Regions from separate parts of the Homo sapiens genome. Here region 2 is linked to region 1. The links are chromatin loops, found by intact Hi-C in ENCODE. Cell type or tissue: Calu3. All regions are shown on one strand. Each heading gives the region's core, and the rest is flanking DNA. Links, peaks and the distances in the headings are about the cores only. Region 1 overlaps LHFPL4 (LHFPL tetraspan subfamily member 4). Region 2 holds the start of LOC105376949 (a long non-coding RNA gene).

The links. Peaks named below come from ENCODE experiments on the same cell type or tissue, not always from the same donor. Only the 100,000 strongest peaks of a DNase experiment are listed, where the experiment ranks them.
Region 2: it touches region 1 in a loop (1.8-fold over the local background); 1 of 110 quality-filtered maps calls a loop at or near these places.

The regions. Positions count from the first base shown.
Region 1 is chr3:9,532,814-9,537,813 of GRCh38, forward strand. All of the region lies in intron 2 of LHFPL4 (LHFPL tetraspan subfamily member 4), which reads right to left. Among named protein-coding and RNA genes, the nearest start is that of LHFPL4, 19 kb to the right of the region's middle. In Calu3, for the core only: no CTCF peak of the experiment used is centred there; no DNase peak of the experiment used is centred there.
Region 2 is chr3:9,595,842-9,608,085 of GRCh38, forward strand. It overlaps LOC105376949 (a long non-coding RNA gene), which reads right to left and starts at 4,846. Exons shown (of 3, transcript XR_940586.1): 1 at 4,679-4,846; 2 at 3,692-3,785; 3 at 2,580-2,822. It also overlaps the pseudogene DUSP5P2. In Calu3, for the core only: no CTCF peak of the experiment used is centred there; a DNase peak (open chromatin) is centred at 4,900.

The sequences.
Region 1 (5,000 bases), core at 1-5,000:
CCACTCCCTTCTCCCTTGATGTGGCCTCTCTGATCTGCCACCTACCACTTTTTCACCTGGGTCCCTGTCCCCCAGGCCCTGCAGATGGAAGTTCAGCTATAGGGAAGAAACAGGCCTCAGTGGGGGCAGAAGATTCTGCTGCTGCAGGGGCCCTGGAGGACAGTGCGGGGCTGCAGAAGCTGCCAAAGGAGCTTTCACCTGCCCACCCCACGCCACATGTCCCCTGTGTGCTAGGACCCTCCTCAGCAAGAGAAGGAAAATGTCTACAAGTTCAAAGGGGGCAGGCACTGGAAGGTGATCCAGCACCAGGTATTACAGTCTCCAAAAGCTGCTTGCTGTAGCATCTGCTGGGGCTGAACCCACTGAACCATCCCCTAGACCCAGACCCCTCTTTTCAGGCTGTCCCCAGCTGAACTGTGTAGATGAGTTCACCAAAACATATGTGCTAGAAGGTTCGTAGGAGCTTTACTCACAATCCCAAATTGGAAACAACACAAATGTCTATTAACAATGTAATGGATAAATAAATTGTGCAGTTTACTCCAACAAAATAGTATACAGCAGTGAAGACGGACAAACTGTGGTTACCTGCAACAACCTGGATGAATCTTCATGTGAAGCAAAAGTGTGATTCCATTTATATACATTTCAAAAACAGGCAAAATCAGTCTATAGGATTAAAAGTCAGGCCGGGTGCGGTGGCTCACGCCTGTAATCCCAACACTTTGCGAGGCCAAGGTGGGCGGATCACGAGGTCAGGAGATCGAGACCATCCTGGCTAACATGATGAAACCCCGTCTCTACTAAAAATACACAAAATTAGCTGGGTGTGGTGGCGGGCGCCTGTAGTCCCAGCTGCTCAGGAGGCTGAGTCGGGAGAATGGCATGAACCTGGGAAGCGGAGCTTGCAGTGAGCTGAGATTGTGCCACTGCACTCCAGCCTGGGCAACAGAGCAAGACTCTGTCTCAAAAAAAAATAAAGTCAGGATTACCTTTGGAGGAGTGACTGGAAGGGGGAATGAGGTTTATGACCTAGGTGCTTTTTTCATAGTCATGTTCACTTTGTGATTTTCTTTGGGCTGTAGATTTATGACTTTAAAAAAAAAAAGGTTGCATAGGGTCGGACACAGTGGCTCATGCCTGTAATTCCAGCACTCTGGGAGGCTGAGGCAGGTGGATTGCTGGAGTCCAGGGGTTTGAGACCAGCCTGGGCAACGTGGCGAAACCCCGTCTCTACAAAAAATACCAAAAAATTAGCCAGGCATGGTGGTGCATGCCACCATGCAGTAGTCCCCGCTATTTGGGAGGCAGGAGAATCATTTGAACCTGGGATGCAGAGGTTGCAGTGACCTGAGATTGTCCCACTGCACTCCAGCCTGGGTGACAGAGCAAGACCTTTTCTTAAAAAAAAAAAAAGTAGGGGGGTTGCATACCATGATGTGTAATAAGTAAACATTGGAAATAACTTAAATGCCCACCGATAGGTAACTGATTAGGTATAGTGCCCCTTTGCAGTAGCATTCAATAATATAATCAGTCATTAAAGAGAATGAGGAAGCTCCTTATGTGCTGGTGTGGAATGATCTCTGGATACCCTGCTAAGTGAAAGGCAAGGCTCATGGTAACAAATACTGCACAATGTTCCCATTGCAAAGAGGCAGGAAATCATATGTATGTGGGGGTATATTTTCTTGCAGGTACATAAAATATTTTCAGACATATTTATAAGACACTGACAACCTTGGCTCCTTCTAAAGAGGGGCATTGGGTAGCTGGAGGAGCAGATTTTTCTCTGATAACCTGTTGCACCTTTTGAATTTGAAGCCGGGTAAATAAATTACCGACAGAAACCATAAAGTGGGTGGGGTTTGACTGCTAGTAAATGACTATTACCAGAGATTTTCATTCACTTGGAATGAAATAATTAAAGCAGCAAAGAAAGGCAATGCAGAGGTCAAATGTAACTTATAGAAATCATGGATTAATCTCAAAAACAGAAAAATGAAACGTTTAAACCTCTTTTGACTGAGCTTGCCAATTTACAGGAATTTATCGAAGAAAATGTTCACAGATGTCCTCTAAGATTTAACTGTGAGGATGTTCATCACGTTGCTGTTTATAAAAGAAAGAGGGAGGGGAAGACGAAAAAGATGAGGAGGAAGAGTATAAGAGCAAGGGGAGGAGAAGGAGGAGAAATAATGAAGGAAGGGAGGAAAGACAAAAACTCCTACTATATCGATACAGGAATATAGCTCTTTCATACCACAGAGTACTACTCAGCTACTAAAAGTATACTGAGGAAGGTTTAATGATATATAAGAAATACTCATGATGTGTTAGGTCTCAAAAGGCTTTTAAAAATAACACACAACATAATTTCTTTTTGGGAAAAATGTTCACACAGTGACAGCAAATAGTTATATAGAATTTACCATGCCAGGCACTATAATAAGTACTTTACACATGCTAGTTCATTTAATCTCTACAACTCTATGGAATAGATACTGTTATTATCTTCTTTTTACAGATGAGGACACTGAGGTGCAAGACGTTTGAGGTTATCCAAGTTATCCAGGGTCACACAACTGGTAAGTTGCAGGATTTGGACCCAGACAGCCTGCTTCTAACCAGCACTCTATACTGTTATGAGTATAGACTATGCAGTGAAGAATGACTATTGCTGAGACACTAAGACTACGGGTGTAATTCTGCTCAAAATATATTCTCCAATTTTTCCACAAAGAACAATGATAATTTTTAAAAAGCAATAAAACTCTTAGAAAAGGTGAGATATACAAAGAATCACTGTAGCACAGAATACACAGCCAGCTGTTTGTGTCCGCTGACAGTCCCTCCTTCAATTTAGGAAGGTTTTTCCAGAAGGACCTGGCTAGGTTTGAGACTGAGGGGAGTCCAGTGAATGATTTCTGTCCACATTGGGGCCACAGCTTGCTTGCTCGCTTGCTTGCTTTCCTATATTTTTATTTTCATTATAATTTCTTTTTGAGATAGGGTCTCACTCTTGTTGCCCAGGCTGGAGTGCAGTAGCATGATCTTGGCTCACTGCAACCTCTGCCTACCAGGTTCAAGCGATTCTCCTGCCTCAGCCTCCTGAATAGCTGAGACTACAGCCACGCACCACCACGCTCAGCTAATTTTTGTATTTTTTTAGAGAGGGGGTTTCATCATGTTGCCCAGGCTGGTTTTGAACTCCTGACTTCAGGTGATCTGCCCACCTCACCCAAAGTGCTGGGATTACAAGCGTGAGCCACCAGGTCTGGCCAGGGGGGCCACAGCTTTCAAAGGGAATGGCTTCCCCAGGACACAAGGGGGCCGTGGTGACAACTGTCTCACAGGGAGATCCCCCAGGAGAAGGAAGTTCGGGAAGTGGGTTGGAGATGCCTGTCCACAGGCCCTCCCTACCAGGTCTGAGCACTCAGCTCTGTTCCTGCCCATCCAGGGCAGGGGCTTATCTTACAAGGGAGACTGAGCTTCTCCTTTTAAAATCTGAGACATCCAGGCCCAATCTTAATGCCCCTATCAGCTCCTAGGAGGTGACTCCTGTCCCATCCAACAACCTAGATGCTGAGGCCAGCCTGGGAGGTATCCTAGATCCTCCCTTTCTCTCACCTCCTACACCCAATCCATTTGCAAGGCTGACTAACTCAACCTCCAAAAAATGTCCAGCACCAGACCCCTTCTCTCCATCTCCACTGCTAGCTACCACCTTGCTCCAAGCCCCATGACCTTCCTCCCTGATTACCACAGTCACCTTCAAACTAGTTTCTCTGCTTCTACCCTTGCTCCACCATCACCTGTTCCACATTCAGCATCCAGAATGAACATTCAAAAACAAATGGTATCATGGCTGGGCACAGTGGCTCATGCCTGTAATCCTAGCACTTTGGAAGAGTGAAATGGGAGGATTGCTTGAGGCCAGGAGTTCGAGATCAGCCTGTGCAACATAGTGAGACCCTATCTCTAAAAAAAAAATTAGCAGGAGGCTGAGGCAGGAGAATGGCGTGAACCTGAGAGGCAGAGCTTGCAGTGAGCTGAGATCGCGCCACTGCATTCCAGCCTGGGTGACAGAGCGAGACTCTGTCTCAAAAAAAAAAAAAAAAATTCAGCCGGGTGTGGTAGTGCGCGCCTGCAGTCCCAGCTACTCAGGAGGCTGAGATGGGAGGATCACTTGAGCCCAGGAATTTGAGGCTACAGTGAGCTATGATCGTGCCACTGTACTGCAGCCTGGGCAACAGAGCAAGACCCTGTCTCAAAAAAAAGAAAGAAACCAGCTCTCCTACTTAACTCTCTCTTCATGGCATTCAGAATAAAATCCTGCCAACAGCTGACCGTGGCTTCCAGGCCCCAGCCTCCCTCCATTTCCTCTGGTGCCATTCAGCTTCTCGCTTGCACTCTGGCCACACTGCCCTCCTTTCTGTTCCTGAAAACGTGTCAAATTCATCCTCTCTTCCTGGGACACTCTTTCTCTAAGTCATTCAGTCTCAACTCGTGGTTCCAGACCTTGAGGGGCTCACAGTTTTGGAGGGGGGTACTGTTGGGAACACAAATAATGGCATCTGGCATCACAGATGACTTGTGGAGAGATGGAACCCCATCACTTTGTGCAGTAATTATTTGGTAACAGCATTTACTCTCATCTGCCACCCTAGGCCCAGCCTGCAAGGAGTCCACAGCCTGTTAATAACCTTGGCATCTGTCCCTCCTCAGGGTACCCCTATTGTCCTAGGCTGGCTCTGCCACATCCACCTCTAGGATTTGGTGAAAAGCCTCCCACTGCTCTCTCCATCCCTTCCAAGTCCACCTTCTCCTGCAGACATGTGGCCTTCCTCGAGCCTATCTTCCTCAGCCCCTCAATTGCTAATTTGCCTCCTCCTGCTCTGACTCCTGTCTCACAGTTAGTTTTTCTGGCTCTTCCTCCTCCGCCCGCCCCTTAAGGTTGCTGTTCCCTAGGCTGTCTCTTCTCCCTCCATACGTTCTCC
Region 2 (12,244 bases), core at 2,838-7,837, 66 kb after region 1:
GCACACATTTTGTTAGATTTATACCTATTTCACATCTTTTGGTGTTATCATAAAGGATACTTTTTTTTTTAAACAAAGTTTCACTCTGTCACCCAGGCTGGAGTGCAATGGCACTGAGACAGCCAGATGGGAAGGGGTCCCCAGAGAAACTTCAACCAGCCTGTGCACTGGGAGGAGTGCACATTGGGATGGAGACACAGAAGTTCCTGCTGTTTGCAGTGGGGAGGAGCCTGGCCCCTCCTTTACCTGGGTGGAACCTGCAATTCAATCCATGAGGCAGGAAGCACATACTAACAGTACTTTCACTCTGCTGAGAGTCCCTGTTTCCCTCTGTTTCCCATTTGGCCCAATAAATCCCATTTTTCTCATTCTTCAAATTGTCTGCAAGCCTAGATTCTCATGGCCATGTGACAAGGACTCCATCTTTAGCTGAACTAAGGAAAAGCCCAGCAACAGCACCATCACAGCTCACTGCAGCCTCAACCTCCTGGGGCTCAAGTGGTCCTCCCAGCTAAGCCTCCAAGTAGCTAGGACTACAGGCATGCACCACCACACCCAGATATTTTTTGTATTTTTTTCTGTAGAGACTGAGTTTTCCCATGTTGCCCAGGCTGGTCTTGAACTCCTAGGGTCAAGCAATCCACCCACCTCAGCCTCCCAAAGTGCCAGGATTACAGGCATGAGCCACTGCAACTGGCAATGGTACTTTACATTTCAATGGTACTTCACATTACAATGGTTTTTTTGTTTGTTTGTTTTTTGTTTTTGTTTTTGTTTTTGAGACAGAGTCTCGCTCTGTTGCCCAGGCTGGAGTGCAGTGGCACACTCCACCTCCCGGGTTCATGCCATTCTCCTGCCTCAGCCTCCCGAATAGCTGGGACTACAGGCGCCCGCCACCATGTCCGGCTAATTTTTTGTATTTTTAGTAGAGATGGGGTTCACCGTGTTAGCCAGGATGGTCTCGATCTCCCGACCTCGTGATCCACCCACCTCGGCCTCCCAAAATGCTGGGATTGGGATTACAGGCGTGAGCCACTGCGCCTGGCCACAATGATTTTTACATTTCTTCGTCTTTTTTTTTTTTTTTTTTTGAGACAGAGTCTTGCTCTGTTGCCCAGGCTGGAGTGCAGTGGCACGATCTCGGCTCACTGCGATCTCTGCTCACTGTGACTTCCACCTCCCAGGTTCAAGTGATTCTCCTGCCTCAGCCTCCCGAGTAGCTGGAACTACAGGCTCACGCCACTATACCCAGCTAATTTTTTTGTATGTTTAGTAGAGACAAGGTTTCACCATGTTGGCCAGGCTGGTCTCGAACTCCCAACCTCATGATCCACCCACCTCGGCCTCCCAAAGTGCTAGGACTACAGGCATGAGCCACCATACCCAGACGGTTTTTAACATTTCAAGTTCCAACTTTCTTTTTCTTTTCTTTTTTTTTTTTTTTTTTTTTTTGAGACAGTCTCACTCTGTTGCCCAGGCTGGAGTGCAGTGGCGTGACCTCAGCTCACTGCAAACTCTGCTTCCCAGGTTCACACCATTCTCCTGCCTCAGCCTCCCTAGTAGCTGGGACTACAGGCGCCCACCACCACGCCCAGCTAATTTTTTTGTATTTTTAGTAGAGACAGGGTTTCACCATGTTAGCCAAGATGGTCTCCATCTCCTGACCTCATGATCTGCCTGTCTTGGCCTCCCAAAGTGCTGGGATTGCAGGCGTGAGCCACCACTCCTTGCCCCAATTTTCACTGTACAGAATTAAAATTGGTTTTTTATTGACCACATATCCTGTGACCTTGCTAAGTTGCTTATTACTTATAGTAGGACATTTTTGTAGATTCTTTGAGATTTTCTATATAGACGATTATGTAATCTGTTAGTATAGTTTTATTTCTTCCTTTTCAATCTATATGCTTTTTTATAATCTTAATGTAATGTTCCATTACAATGTTGAATAGGAGTGACAAGGACAGATATCCTTACCTTGTTCTCTTTCTCAGTGGAAAAGCACTGAGTCTCTTACCATTAAATATGATATTAGATGTAGGTATTTTACTGATATCAATTATCAGGTTGAGGATATTCTCTTCTGTTACTAGTATACTGACAGTTTTTATCATAAATGATGTTAGACTTCCTTTTCTTTTCTTTTTCTTTTTTAGACGGAGTCTCGCTCCGTCACCAGGCTGGAGTGCAGTGGCGCAATCTCGGCTCACTGCAACCTCCACCTCCCGGGTTCAAGTGATTCTCCTGCCTCAGCCTCCTGAGTAGCTGGGATTACAGGTGCTCGCCACCATACCTGGCTATTTTTTTTTTGTATTTTTAGTAGAGACGGGGTTTCACCAAGTTGGCCAGTATGGTCTCGATCTCTTGACCTCGTGATCCACCCACCTCAGCCTCCCGAAGTGCTGGGATTACAGGTGTGAGCCACTGCGCCTGACCTAGACTTTCTTTTCAAATGCCTTTCTTGTGGGTGCATTTTTTGAGATCATCATATGGTTTTGTAACAGCCCAAGAGGTTCTTCTTGCCCACTGCCCAGAAAAGCCAATGCACTGAGAACAGCAGGTTTTGCAGCAAAGAACATGTTTAATTGCAAGGCCAGCCAAGCGAGAAGATGAGACAATTCTCAAATCTGCCTCCCAGAGAATGCGGAGGCTAGGGTTTTAAGGATAGTTTGGCAGGCAGGGAGCTAGGGAATGGGAAATACTGATTGGTTTGGTCAGGGATGAAACCACAGGGTTATCAAAACTGTCTCTGTGCCTCTGTCAGTTCCTGGGTGGGGGTCACAAGTCTGGGTGGCATCAGTTGTTCCACCAGAATGCAATGCCTGAAAAATATCACAAATACCAATGTTAGGTTTTACAATAGTGATGTTACCTATAGGGGCAACTAGAGAAATTATAAATCTCGTGACCACTAGCTGTATGAATTCTGAGCAGTAAGCAAATTAGAAAACAATGGCTAGTTATTATTAAACTCTGCATAGGTCGTCGCAGAATTCAGGACCCACCTATAATTCTAATCTTATGGCCTTTCATAAGTTTTACAAAGGCAATGTCAGTACCCAAACAAGGAGAGGGTAATTTGGGAAGGGACTGCTATCATCCTTGCTTTAAGGTTAAATTATTAACTAAATTCCTCCCAGGAGTTCCTGCCCAGGAATTGGCAAGGGCAGTTAGCTTATGAGTTTACAAGGAAGTTGGAGCCTGCTATATTAAATTTCTCTGTGTCTTTTTGGGAAAGGGCTATTACCAATTTTGTTTCAGAGTCAAATCATGAACTGAATTCCTTCCCAAAGTTAGTTTGGCATCCACCCAAGAATGTACAAGGACAGCTTGAAGGTCAGAAGCAAGATGGAGTCAGTTAGATCTGATCTCTTTCACTGCCATAATTTCCTCAGTTATAATTTTTGCAAAGGCGGTTTTGTAACCGCCCAAGGGGTTGACCTGACCTTGCCCGCTGCCTAGACAGAGCAGATTCGTCAAGACAGGGCAATTGCAATAGAGAAAGACTAATTCACTCAGAGCCGGCTGTGTGGGAGACCAGAGTTTTATTATTACTCAAATCAGCCTCTCTGAGCATTTGAGCATTCAGGGAGCAGAATTTTTAAGGATAACTTGGTGGAAGAGGGGAAGCCAATCAGGAGTGCTGATTGGTCAGAGATGAAATCATAGGGAGTAGAAGCCGTCTTCTTACGCAGTCAGTTACTGGGTTGGGGAGGAGGGGCACGAGATCAGATGAGCCAGTTCATTGATCTGGGTGGGGCCAGCTGATCCATCATGTGCAGGCTCTGCAAAATCAAGCACTGATCTTAGGAGCAGTTCAGGGAGGGTCAGAATCTTATAACCTCCAGCTGCATGACCCTTAAACCATAATTTCCAATCTTGTGGCTACTGTTAGTCCTACAAAGGCAATATAGTCTCCAGGCGAGAAGGAGGTCTGCTTTGGGAAAAGGCTGTTACCATCTTTGTTTAAACTACAAACTATAAACTTAAGTTTCTCCTGGGCAGGCGCGGTGGCTCACGCCTGTAATCTCAGCACTTTGGGAGGCCGAGGCGGGCGGATCACGAGGTCAGGAGATCCAGACCATGGTGAAATCCCGTCTCTACTAGAAACACAAAAAATTAGCCGGGCTTGGTGGCGGGCGCCTGTAGTCCCAGCTACTCTAGTCTCCTGCCTCGGGAGGCTGAGGCAGGAGAATGGCGTAAACCCGGGAGGCGGAGCTTGCAGTGAGCCGAGATCGCGCCACTGCACTCCAGCCTGGGCGACAGAGCGAGCAACGATCCGTCTCAAAAAAAAAAAAAAAAAAAAGTTTCTCCCAAAGTTAGTTCAGCCTACGTCCAGGAATGAACACGGACAGCTTGGAGGTTAGCAGCAAGATGGAGTCAGTTAAGTTAGATCTCTTTCACTGTCTCAGTCATAATTTTGCAAAGGTGGTTTCAGTTTCAATGATATTTTGTTGTAGCAGCAGGAACAAGTTAAGAATTATTATCCTCTTTATTATTGGTCTCAAAATCCCAGGCTCAAGCAATCCTCCCACCTGGGGCCTCCCAAAGTGTTGGGACTACAGGTGTGAGCCACTGCAGGGCCTACGGTTCTTATATATTGCTAAATTCACTTTGTGATATGAAGGATATTGGTTAATAAAGGATATATTGTTCTATAGGTTCTCTCTCCACCCACCTTGTAATGTCTTAGACTGGCTTTAGCATCAGGGTAAGTCAAATATAAATTAAAATGAGTTGGGAAGTATCCCTCCTCCTTCATGTTCTGGGAGAGTTGGTGTAGGATTGAGATTATTTCTTCTCTAAATATGTGAATCAGGGCTTCTGTTGGGGCCGGGGGGCGGGGGCGCTGGGGCGCTGGGCGGTGGAATGAAGGTCACGTGCCCGACGGGCGCCAGCTGGCTAGATGCCTGGCAAGGAGGCGGCGGCGTGCTCCACTGCCCGCCCGACCTGCCTGCCCTTCGCCGCCCGAGAGTGCGCGGCGCGCTCAACGTCACCTTCGACTCGGTGGCGCCACGGCGGGCCCGGGGCAAAGCGCCGGGCTGCGGCAGAAGGGCGGCAGCGGCGGCGGCCGCGATGGATCTAGGCTAGGGCAGTCGCCACCCGCCCAAGCTGCGAGCCCCATACTCGACTCCTGCTCGCCTGCCTGCCAGCCTGCCCGTGGCCCGCGGGTCTCCTTCCTCAAAGGGGGACCTTCTACTCAGAATATCCCGAGTGCTGCGTGGAAGTAAAACTATTCCACAAGATCGACAGTGGGAGAGCCGGCCTGGCACATTGGCTCAGACCTGTAATCTCAGCACTTTGAGAGGCCGAGGCGGGCGGATCACCTGAGGTCAGAGGTCGAGACCAGCCTGGCCAACGTGGTGAAACCCCCTCTCTACTAAAACTACAAAAATTAGCCGGGCGTGGTGGAGGGTGCCTGTAATCCCAGCTACTCAGGAGGCTGAGGCAGAAGAATCGCTTCAACCCTGGAGGCGCGGGTTGCAGTGAGCCGAGATTGCACCATTGCGCTCCAGCCTGGATGAGAGAGCCAGACTCAGTCTCAAAAAAAAAGGAAGTAGGAGAGCCGGCCCAGCGCGTTGGCTCACGCCTGTGATCCCAGCACTTTGGGAGGCTGAGGAGGGAGGATAGCTTGAGCCCAGGAGTTTGAAACCAACCCGGGCAACATAGAGAGATCCTGTCTCTACAAAAAATAGAAAATTTAGCCAGGTGTGGTAGAGTGCGCTGGTGGGCCCAGCTACTCGGGAGGTTGAAACGGGGACATCACTTGAGCCCAGGGGTTCAAGGCTGCAGGAAGCCATGATCGGGCCACTGCACTCCAGCCTGGGCAACAGAGTGAGACATTGTCTCAAAAAAGAAGGAAAGAAGTGACCCTCATCAGCCAGTCTGGAAAACCAGTGCTGTACATCAGCTATGGGCCAGCTTATGACCAGGGTGGCCCAGTTGAAATTTTCCCTCCCTCTACTTTGGCAGGGTCAACCATGCATCCAAGGGAGAGTTCCTCCCCAACCTGCATATCACAGGTCTCCAGGCCAACCTCCAAGACCCAAAGGACCCATCTTCACTACAAATGGATCCCCATGGAAGACAGCCATATGGCTGACACTAACTCCCACTTTCAAGAATAGACAGGCCGGGCACCATGGCTCATGCCTATAATCCCAGCAGTTTGGGAGTCCGAGCCGGGCTGATCACTTGAGGTCAAGAGTTCGAGACCAGCCTGGCCAAGTAGTGAAACCTCATCTCTACAAAAGTACAAAAATTAGCCAGCTGTGGTGGTGAGTGCCTGTAATCCCAGCTACTGGGGAGGCTGAGGCACAAGAATCACTTGAACCCGGGAGGCAGAGACTGCAATCACGGCACTGCACTCCAGCCTGGGGAACAAGAGTAAAACTCCGTCTCAAAAAAAAAAAAAAAAAAAAAAAAAAAAAAAAAAAAAAAATATATATATATATATATATATATATGCAATGGACTTCATTGGCTGTGTCAGGGGAAAAGGAGGCAAGGTCCTGGTCCACTGTGAGGCTGGAATCTCCCATTCACCCACCAGCTGCAAGTCTTCCCCCATGAAGACCAGACAGCTCTGCCTGAAGGAGACCTTCAATTACATCAAGCAGAGGAGGAGCATGATCTGGTCCAATTTTGGCTTCATGGACCAGCTCCTACAGAAGGAATCTGAGATCCCACCCTCCACGCCCACCCCCAGCCTCCCTCTTGCCAAGCGAGGCAGCAGGCTCTTCACTGAAGGTCATTTGCAGATACTGAGCCCAGGCCTGCAGGATGCCTACTGCACATTCCCTTCCCCGGTGCTGGCACTGGTGCCCACCCACCGGACAGTCTAAGAGTTCAGCAGGATCCCTGTGGCCACAGCCACATCCTGCTAAAACTGGGATGGAGGAACCAGCCCAACCCCAAGAGCAACTGTGACTTTTGTTTCTAAGACTCGTGGACACTTCATCCCAGTGCAATACTGAAGACCTCACTCTGTCACACTGCCCCAGTGAGATAGTGAGTGCTCACCAGGCTTGCAAATGAACTTCAGGCTGACCTCAGGGTAGGTTCTCAAAACACCAAAGGAGGGCCAAGCCATTATGGGAGCACAGCATGTGCTGACTACTGTGCATCCAGACCCCCTGCCCTCTCAGGACTGCCCAGTCCTTGCACCTCAAAGTTCGCCTTTTCATTTAAAGCGTAAGGCAATAAATACCCTGCAGCAGCATGGGAGAAATAAGTTGCTGGACAAGGAGAAAAGGCAGTTGGGAAACCAATTCATTTGGAAGGAAGCACAATTTCCACCTTCTTTTCTGAACTTTGGCAGTCTCACTGTCTGTCTCTGTTGCTTCAGGGCATAAGCTGATCACCATGTAGCCAGGAAGGTAACCCTGCAGGGTTTGTAGGGGCATGATATATGCACTGATTTAAACCCTGACATGTTTTTAAGATTCTTTCTTGGGTCCAATGGAGGCAGTTGGTTAAAGTAGCAAGGCGTTGGCTTTCCTGGGTTTCTTTTTCATCATGGGTTATTCCCTGACCTTTGAGTTTGGCATGATTCTTTATTTATTTATTTATTTATTTTGAGACGGAGTTTCGCTCTTGTTGCCCAGGCTGGAGTGCAATGGTGCAATCTCGGCTCACCACAACCTCCACCTCCCGGGTTCAAGCGATTCTCCCAGCCTCTCGAGTAGCTGGGACTACAGGCATGCACCACCAAGCCCACTAATTTTGTATTTTTAGTAGAGACGGGGATTCTCCATGTTGGTCAGGCTGGTTTCAAACTCCCAACCTCAGGTGATCCGCCCGCCTCGGCCTCCCAAAGTGCTGGGATTACAGGCATGAGCCACCATGCCCGGCCTGGCATGATTCTTATTCATACTTTACAACACGTCTCATTACACCTCTTCTCTTCTCTTTACCCCTTTTCTCAAATGAAGCAACTCTTTGGGAAAAGTGTTTTTCAGATCATAAACAAAAAACTTATACCTTTCAGGCGGCGGCAGTGGGTGCCAGGAGGGAGGGGGTACCTGCTGTGTGTTCTAGGTCAGTGGTGTTGAACACAATGGTTTCCTCAGCTTGCTGTCCTATATGCTTGGTCTCTTACTACAGTTGTTTCCCTCCCTGACCCTGAGGGTTGTCTTCAAACTACTCATTTCTGGGATTTGTAGATTTTGCAATGTGGTACTACTTTTTTTTTTTTGTCTGTGGGTTATTTCTGCAGGGGAAAAGGCAATAATTTTCTAAAACCCATATGAATGTGAGGAAAAGAAGTATGTGACTGGTTGTTGGTTTTTTTTTTTATGGTGCAAAAAAATAGTAAAAGGAAATAAACAAATATCTGAACCAATTTAGCAGTGAAGCTATCTAGCCCTGCAGTTTATTTTGTTTGAATTTTTTTTTTTTTGAGATGGATTCTCGCTCTGTCCCCCAGGCTGGAGTGCAGTGGCGCAATCTCGGCTCACTGCAAGCTCCGCCTCCCGGGTTCATGCCATTCTCCTGCCTCAGCCTCCCGAATAGCTAGGACTACAGGCGCCTGCCACCACGCCCACCTAATTTTTTCTATTTTTAGTAGAAATGGAGTTTCACCGTGTTAGCCAGGATGGTCTCGATCTCCTGACCTCGTGATCTGCCCACTTTGGCCTCCCAAAGTGCTGGGATTACAGGCGTGAGCCACCACGCCCAACCCTATTTAGTTAGAATTTTTAAAACTAGAAATCCAATTTCTGGCTGGGCACAGTAACTTATGCCTGTAATACAAGCACTTTGGGAGGCTGAGGCAGGTGGATCACTTGAGCCCAGTAATTCAAGATCAGCCTGGGCAACATGGGGAAAGCCCATCTCTACAAAAAACACAAAAATTAGCCAGGTATGATGGCACATGCCTGTAATCCCAGCTACTCAGGAGGCTGAGGTGGGAGGATCATCTCAGCCCAGGGAGGTTGAGACTGCAGTAAGCCTCTGCACTCCAGCCTGGGAGACAGAGTGAGACCTCCATCTCAACAACAAAAAATCCAATTTCTTTTACAGATATTGGACAATTCAGGTTATCTCTTCTTAAATGAGCTTGGCAGTTTGTGTCTTTTAAGGAATTTGTCTGCTTTATCTAAGTTGTCAAGTTTACAGCCATATGTTTCTTGGTAATATTCCCTTATTTTCCTTTTAATGCTTTTAGGATGTGTAGGGGTGTCCCCTTTTTGGTTCTTTATCTTTTAAAAAATTTAGATTATATCACATAGCAAAATCAACAATTTAAAGTGTACAATTCAGGGGTATTCAGCATGTAATCGCCCAATGATTTCTTCCTGCCTGCTGCACAGACAAAACCAATTCACTGAGACCCTGGTATTGCAGTAGAGAAAGAGATTAATTAATGCAAGACAGCTGAGCAAAAGGACTAAAGTTATCACTCAAATCAGTCTTCCAGAGAACTCAGAAGCTAGGATTTTTATGGATAATTTGGCAGGCGGGGGCTAGGGAATGGGTGCTGCTGACTGGTTGGGGATAAAATCATAGGGATGTGGAAAACAGTCCCCATGTGCTGAGTCTGCCTCTGGTGGGTGGGTCCATAGGACCAACTGAGTCATGAGTCACAGGTCTAGATGGGGTCAGTTAGTTGCCAGAATATAAAAATCTGAAAAACATCTCAAAAGACCAATCTTAGGTTCTATAATAGTGATGTTATCTATAAGCACAACTGGGGAAGTCACAAATCCTGTGAGGCTAGACGTGAGATGGAGTTAGCCATGCTAGGCTTCTCTCACTGTCATAGTCATTGCACATGCAATTTCAATCACATACAAAATGTGCAACCACCACCTAAATCTAGTTCCAAAGTATTTTCATCACCACCCTCCCAAAAACCCATACCTATTAAACAGTCAATCCTCATTTCTTTCTCCCCCCAGGATTAGCAACTTAAAAATTTTCTTTCTGTTTCTATGGATTTACGTATTCTAGATATTTCTTATAAATTATGTCATACAACTTATGGCATTTGTGTCTGCTCACTGAAGCCTAAACCTCCCAGGGCCAAGCGATCCTCCCACCTCAGCCTCCTGAGTAGCTTGGACTACAGGCATGTACCACCATGCCTGCCTAGCTAATTTTTATAATTTTTAGTAGTGACAAGCTCTCACTATGTTGCCAGGGCTGAATTCTATAAGTTAAAATGTATTTTTTTCAGGGATGGGGTCTTGCTATGTTGGCCAGGCTGGTCTCAAACTCCTGGGCTCAAGCGATCCTCCTGCCATGGCCTTCCAAAGCACTGGTATTACAGACATGAGCCACCACACCTGGCTAGATTTACAAAATATTTATTAATTTTTTATTCTCATATTCTACTCATCACTTGGGTTTAAATTTTCTTCTTTCTTAATTTTGAAGTATGTCTTTCAGCAAGGACCTTTAAATAGTTAACCCTCTTGGCTTCTTCTCCTCCCTCATTCTTTTTATTCTTTCCTTCTAGAGCTCCTATTATATGCATAATGGACCTTCTTATTCAGTTCTTCACATCTCCTAACTACTAACTCTGTTCTATATCTCTCTAGGCTACATTCTAGATAATTCGTTCAGACCCATCTTCAAATTGATTATTGTTTCCTTTACCTATAGTTCTTAAAATTTATTTTTAAATATAGAGATGGGGCCAGGAGCAGTGGCTCATGCCGGTAATCCCAGCATTTTGGGAGGCCGAGACAGGCAGATCACCTGAGGTCAGGAGTTAGACCAGGCTGGCCGACATGGTGAGACCCTGTCTCTACTAAAAATACCAAAAAAAATGCTGAGCGCAGTGGCTCACGCCTGTAATCCCAGTACTTTGGGAGGCTGAGGCAGGTGGATCACCTGAGGTTGGGAGTTTGAGACCAGCCCAACCAACATGGAGAAACCCCATCTCTACTAAAAATGCAAAATTAGCTGTGTGTGGTGGTGCATGCCTGTAATCCCAACTACTCGGGAGCCTGAGACAGGAGAATCGCTTGAACCCAGGAGGCAGAGGTCGCAGTGAGCCGAGATCATGCCATTGCACTCCAGCCTGGGCAACAAGAGCGAAACTCCGTCTTTAAAAAAAAAAAAGAAAAAACAATTGGCCAGATATGGTGGTATATGCCTGTAATCCCAGCTACTCGGGAGACTAAGGCAGGAGAATCACTTGAACCCAGGAGGCAGAGATTGCAGTGAGCCGAGATCTTGCCACTGCACTCCAACCTGGGCAACAGAGTGAGACGCCATCTCAAAAAATAAATAAATACATACATACATACATAAAATAAAAATAGAGATGAGATCTCACTCTGTGGCCCAGGCTAGTCTCAAAATCATGGGCGCAAGTGATTCTCCCACCTCAGCCTCCCAAAGTGCTGGGATTACAGGCGTGAGCCACCATGCTTGGCCTTCATCAGCTACATTTAGTCTGTATAACTCATTCGGTGAACTTTTGTTTTCATTGTTCTATTGACTTTTTTTTTTGAGACAAGAGTTTCGCTCTGTCACCCAGGCTGCAGTACAATGGTGCAATCTCAGCTCACTACAACCTCCCCCTCCCAGATTCAAGCCATTCTCCTGCCTCAGCCTCCCAAATATCTGGAATTACAGGCATGTGCTACCATGCCCGATTAATTTTTGTATTTTTAGTAGAGACAGGGTTTCAACATGTCAGCAAGGCTGGTCTCAAACTCCTGACCTCAGGTGACCCACCCGCCTCAGCCTCCCAAAGTGCTGGGATTACAGGCATGCACCACCATGTCCGGGTATGTTAATTATTTTATTTATTTATTTTATTATAAAGACGGGGTCTCACTGTGTTGCCCAGTCTGGAGTGCAGTGGCTATTCACAGACACAATCATAACACACTGTTGCCTCAAACTCCTGGGCTCCAGTGATCCTCCTCCCTCAGCCTCCTGAGTGGCTGGGACTACAAGTGTACAGCATCATGCCTAGGTCAATGAAATTTTACTTCAGTGATTACATTTTTTCACTTGTAGAATTTCTACAGTTGACCTTTGAACAAGACAAATTTGAACTGTGTGAGTCCACTTATATGTGGATTTTCTTCTGCCTCTGCCACTTCTGAGACATCAAGACCAATCCTTCTTCTTCCTCCTCCTCCTTAGCCTTCTCAATAAAAAAACAACAAGGATGAGGCTGGGTGCGGTGGCTCACGCCTGTAATCTCAGCACTTTGGGAGGCCGAGGCGGGCAGATCACGAGGTCAGGAGATCTAGACCATCCTGGCTAACACAGCTAAACC